Regions from separate parts of the Mus musculus genome. Here region 2 is linked to region 1. The links are chromatin loops, found by intact Hi-C in ENCODE. Cell type or tissue: heart. All regions are shown on one strand. Links, peaks and the distances in the headings refer to the core of each region. The heading gives the core; the rest is flanking DNA.

Region 1 (2,912 bases), core at 196-2,695:
AACCCGGAACCTTGTGCGCTTCCTGTGTGAGCATTTGGAAACCAAGTGTCAGGTGTTTGCAAGTGGGATTCCAGAAAACTGATTGTGCTTCATAGCTTGGCCAACACTGTTTTTTCCATTAATAAAGTTTGGGAGAGCAAAAGAGAAGGAGAGGAAAAGGGGGAGGAGAAGGAGGAGGAGGAAGGAGAGCAGGTGGGAGGCAAAGGAGGAGGAGAGGGAGGAGGGGAGGAGTGAGAAGAATAGGAGGAGAAAGAGGAGAAAAAAGGGGGGAAGGGGAAGAGGAAGGAGAGAAAGAGAAAGGAGGGGGAGAGAAAAAGGAAGGAGGGGAGAAGGGAAAGAGGGAGAAGGTTGTTCTATGTAATTTGTGTAGTTCTGCATTACCCCTCTCCTTCAGGGGTTCTCTTTCTATAAGCAACTTGCCTATTTTTTTTTTTAATGTATCCCTTAGCGAGACCCAGCAGTGTTAGATTAAATGTTGCTTGCTGTTCTCTGTGTTGGTAACTTCCATTTCCAATAAATTCTCTCCCCCTCCTGCCTCTGTATTTCTGGTACTGGCTTTATTCTGTGGTAGAAATCGTGTTGGGGGCAGAGTGCAAACCCTTCCTTTGGTACATGAAAGGGCCGGCCATTTTCTACTCACTCTGAAGGGGAGCTGCATTCAAGCACGCATGCCCGGGCCTAAAATGTCAGTGCTTTGCCATGCAGATTTGTGCACACACGAAAAGGAATTCAGTTCACCTCAGGGTTGTAATTTAAATAATCGAACCACTTTTTTTTGCAGTTCATTGACTATAGTCCCCCCAAAGCCCTGTGAAGATGTTACACCCTATTTTAAGACATAATATAAGATATCTTAAAATAAAATCACACTTACAAACCACTTTGTAAGAATTGCACAATCAAAGCTTAAGGTATGCTGAAGTCACAGCTTTCTGAAAATCACTAATAATTCCCTTTTATCCTATGCAAAATGATAGTGATACCAGGATTTGTGAAACATGTATTCATGACACATGTACTTCTATATTGTGATGCTTATCTTGAGGTGTCTGGAAATATACAAAAATTGGACTATAAATTGGAGTGCTCTACCTTAGATCAATATTATGGCCATCTATCTATCCAGATATAAATAATACACGTCAAGTGTTTATTTGGGGGGGCCATAGGCCAGACATTTAAAAACTGCAGTTACATGACCAGTATATATAGAAGAATCTTGCTGGAATAAATACAATTACAGGGAAAGTCAGATAGTTCCCCATCCTGGCCAGCAGGTGGCACTAGAGCAGCTTCGATGTCAAACCAAACAAAGGGAGGAAATAAATGCCAATCAAATCCCAACTGCCTTTTGTTGAAAACCAGGCAACTCAACTGCTTGTTTATATTTGAATATGTCTTATTTGCCTTCCTAAGTCGATTGTTGCTTGAACTGATGGACACTTTAGGCTCAGCTAAACACTGATCGGAACCTTCCTGTGCTTTGGATTCCTTCCTAAGAACGAATATAAAAATAATTTGTACTTTATCGATGCCTACAGGCATGGAAATGCATCAGTACTGAACACAGTCAACAAATGTCAGTCATTTTAACTCTACACAATGACCACCAGGTGCACATAGCAGGAAATGAAGGGATGTGGATGCAGAAATGAATGGGATGCTTACGGACCTGGTTGGTGTTTATAATTCAGAGGTTACTATGTATCAAAACACCCACAAAACAGACAGATACAAAAACAACCCTTTACAGTGGCAATATGACTTTTTTTGTTTTTTTCTTAAATAGGTTCTCATGTTGCCCAGAACAGCCTCAAGCTCGCTTATTATGCTAAGGCTGCCGTCTTGATCATCCTGCCCGGCCTCCCAAGTGTGGGGACTGTAGCCATGCAGGCAGGCAGCTCTGGCAGTGCAGTGATTCTTAATAAGTATATAACCTCAAAAGATGGTTGAAATGGCAACCTGTTTCATTATCTTCTTTTTGCTAAGAAATGTCAGCCTCAGTGGTTTCAACCCTATTCATACACAGATACAAAAGACTTTCACAGCCCTTCTCTGGCTCTCTTGCTCTCTTCCCCTCTTACCCCTCTGTTTCTTCTCTCTCCACCCCTCCACCCCCACACATGCTCATGGCTGGCCTCTACTCCTCTGCTCTGTGTGTGTGTGTGTGTGTGTGTGTGTGTGTGCCTCTCTTTCTCTGCCTTTCTCTGTCTCTACTACCCCCTCAACTCCCCTCCCCATGCCCTAAATAAACTCTTTTCACTACTATAGTCCTGTGACTGGTCCCTCAGGGGGAAGGGATGCCTCAGCATGGGCCTCGCAGAAGCACACCCCCACACCATACTGTGCCTCCACCAAACATATCCCTGGTGTCTCTTTCTTTTTTATAAAACACAACGACAGTATCAAAACTACAGTTGCAAAATAGCACCAAATAATTTGTAGCAAACAATACATTTATGGCTGGGGGTCACCACAACATGAGGAACTGTATTAAAGGGTCCCAGCATTAGTGGTTGAGAACCGCTAATATTTAAGATGTTAGGGTGTGAGAAGTCAAGGGTTCACGAGTAGCTACATTGTCCCCTGCCAGAACTTTCAAACAAGCGCTCAAAACTATCCATATTGGACAAACTCCCCAAAACTCAATGGCCTGGGGGTGTAACTCAGTTGCTGGAGTGGTTGTATGCCTTGGATTCTATCTCTAGCACTTCATAAACCAGGCATGGTGGTGCATACCTGTAGTCCCAGCACTTGGGAGTTGGAGGCAGGGGTATCAGGAATTGAAGGAAACCCCTGGCTGCGTAGGGACCTAGAGGACAGCTTGGGATAGAAAGCCAATCTCAAAACAAAACAAAACAAAACAGACAAAAACTCCAACAACAGCAGACATATTCCAGCTGTTGTGAGGC
Region 2 (2,912 bases), core at 91-2,590, 370 kb before region 1:
GGAAACCACCACCCCCACCCCATCCCGCCCCCCCCAAAAAAATCAAAAAACAAAAAAATGTAAATTTTAGGCACTCCTCTAATCCAAAGTATTCTTTGGATATTAAGTTTGGGAAGGTGTTTTGATGGCGTCTATTTTCAAAAGTGGTAAACTTTATGTTGGCTCTCCTGAAATTAGAGGTGTTGGGAAAGTCTTTAAAACGTTTCTCATTTTGGAATTTAGAGACAGGAGACAGTCTGAAGTAGTTAGCCCTGGAAGATAGCCTGTATGCCTGGTGCATCCTTTTAGTCTGGGAAGCCCTGCCCTCTGGACAGGACCTGTCTCCGCCCTCCCTCCGATGCCACTCCTGAGATCTTTACAGAAATGTGGCGCACTGAGCTTGGTCAGTATATTATTAATGCCTTGTTCCACCCCATGGTCCTTCCACTTCATCCCTAGTGAGAATTCTGGGGGGAGGGAGGGGGTGCTGCCTGAAGGGAAGAACCACGCTGTTGGTCTATTAAACTCGAACCCCACTCCCCACCCCCAACAAGCCAGCCCTTCTTAGTTTTCGTCTCAGAACCATCTGGAGGTTTAAGGAGACTAGGATTAAGTCTCTCCACACAAATATACCCCGGCCACGTTACCCATCGAAGTTCTAACTGTACCTGTGAGACACAAAACAAGATCTTTTGTTAAAAAAAAAAAAAAAAAAAAATAGCTAGGCTGAACGCTTTGCACGTGTTAACCCCTTATAACCCTGGCGGTGGAGGCTGCTCGCCCCTCCATCCTCCCATCCGCTAGCACAGTTCCCTCCAGGAAGACCCAGGGAGCCGGTGAGACCGTGGCGGGACTGGTACTCGTGGCGACCCCTCCTCCTCCTCCAACTCCGACGGAGGTGTCGGGTGGGCCCCGGCAGGGGTCTCCGGCCGCCCGCGGCGCGGTCCCCACGTGCCCCGGCTCCTGCGCGCCGAGGCCGCGCGGCCTGCACAGCCCCTCCCTGCGGGCGGAACTCGCGCGGCCACCGTTCCTTCCATGTCCCCCATCCCCGCGGCCCGCCTCGCCGGGGTTGCCCTCGCGGTGGGCTCCACCGAGGCAGAGGCGGCCGGGCGACCCAGGGCGCCCCGCGGCGTGGCCTCCTCCTCCTCCTCCGCTCTCCCGCGGCCTCGCCGTCCCGCGCGCCCCGCAGCCGCCGGCGCTCCCCGGGGTCCCTCAGGCCGCATGGCCGCTCCGGAGCGCTCACCCCGCGGCCTCAGCCCGACACCTCGCAGGCCCCCGCCACCCGGCCCTCCCGGCCCCCAGCCGTTACCGTTCCAGGAGGCTCGGACGCGGAGCCGGGCGGCGGGAGCTGCGCAGGCAGTGACTCAGGGCGGCGGCAGCGGCGGCGGCGGGAGGAGCAGGAGGCGGCGCCGCGAGCAGATGGCGCTAAAAAAGACCCGAGAGCCCGCCGCTCGCGCTCATATACAATTAGCGTCAGCACGTAGGGCTGCTCCGACGCCCTCCCCCTGGCCTCGGCGTTGCGTAGCAACGGGAGCGGGAGGCGGGCCTGGGCCTTGTTGCCTGGTTACAGAGCCGTCCTTCTTCCCCGGCACCTTAGGCTTCCCGCCTGTGGCGGTCTTGTGCTCGCCATCTCTTCTCCCTTCTACGCTGCGATGGAAATCCCAATCCCACAGCGACGACCCATAGGTCCCGCTCCTGGTTCTCCTTGCCCGCCTGGGTTAGGGACACAGCCTAGTGGCAGGCTTGCAGTATCCTGGCTAGGATTCCCATCCGCATCCAGACCTAATCCCAGCACGCCTCTCCCCTCTCCCCACCCCCTTCTCCTCTGAAACCATTTTCCCACTCTAGCTGAGAACTAACAACTCTTTTCTTGTGACCACCGCGGCAGCGTCTTCGGCTGGTTTTGCTTCTAACTCGGGGCGCCTCTACGCCTTTTAGGGTGTTCCACATCACGTTTACCTGATACACAACCCTTCATCTCTGCTTTAGTTCATTTGATGGAAGTAAAGAGCGTATTTTTGCGTATTACTGCTTTATAATGAAAATAATCAGCATACCAATTTTTCATCTTCCTGAAAAAGTAAATCAACCCTTAAGCTCATGAAATCTTGCAGCTATTTTTCAGTTGACTACAAATCACCTGTTCTGTTAACTATGTTTGGTGCTTTGGGGTTTTGTTTTTTAGGTAGGGCCACAGTGAGGCCCTGCAGGTATCAGATTTTAAATCTTTCAGAGAGTGGCTATGTGCCACAATTTGAGATCGTCAAATCAAACAGCTGTGCTCCAAGTGTGGTCTTTATGGTGGGAGGTTAATCTGTCTATAATACTAAGGCACTGTCTACATTTTACATTCCCATCCTCCCACAAGCCTTCACTGGAGTCTTCCAGACACTACAAGTCGTGAGATAGGGCAACATTGGAAATACAAACAGACAGACAGGAGAATCTGGTTATCTGTTGTGAAATCAGGCATGGAAGAACTTGGCAAAAAGTAGTATGTGCATACAAAAGGCTATGTGCTAGTATTTTAGTGAAAGAATAACTACTCTTTGAGTCCTTTGGATGTAGCTCATTTGGTAAGAGTGCCTGCCTAAGATGCATGAAGGCCCCAGGTTCAAACCACAGCATCACATAGCCCACACATGGCTTCATTTCTGGAGTTGCACCCCTGCAGAGATAGAGGCACAGGGATAAGGAATTTAGGGTCATAGAGAGTTCCAGGTCAGCGCGGAATATTTAAGGCCCTGTAGCAGAAAAAAAAAAAAAATCACTGTTAATTTCCAACAAGATAACTATCAGTATCTGGAATGCACACAAAGGTCTCTGGGGGAAAGTGGAGTGTGGTGTCACACACCAGTTAAGCCAGAACTCTGGAGATAAAGACAGGAGGATTTTCAACTCTACTGCAGCCTGGCTACGTAGTGAGACCCTAT

The links. A loop is a pair of places that touch in the nucleus more often than their neighbours do. Peaks named below come from ENCODE experiments on the same cell type or tissue, not always from the same donor. Only the 100,000 strongest peaks of a DNase experiment are listed, where the experiment ranks them.
Region 2: a loop joins it to region 1, with 2.7 times the contacts of the local background. A loop is called at or near these places in 4 of 42 quality-filtered maps.

What each region holds. Positions count from the first base shown.
Region 1 is chr10:111,098,622-111,101,533 of GRCm38, reverse strand. No RefSeq gene overlaps it. Among named protein-coding and RNA genes, the nearest start is that of Gm29916, 17 kb to the right of the region's middle. In heart, for the core only: CTCF peaks have their summits at 1,054 and 1,270 (motif pointing right); a DNase peak (open chromatin) is centred at 1,273; H3K27ac peaks cover 986 bases.
Region 2 is chr10:111,471,728-111,474,639 of GRCm38, reverse strand. It overlaps Nap1l1 (nucleosome assembly protein 1-like 1), which reads right to left and starts at 1,413. Exons shown (of 16, transcript NM_015781.5): 1 at 1,289-1,413. In heart, for the core only: a CTCF peak has its summit at 1,404; a DNase peak (open chromatin) is centred at 1,499; H3K4me3 peaks cover 2,002 bases; H3K27ac peaks cover 1,744 bases.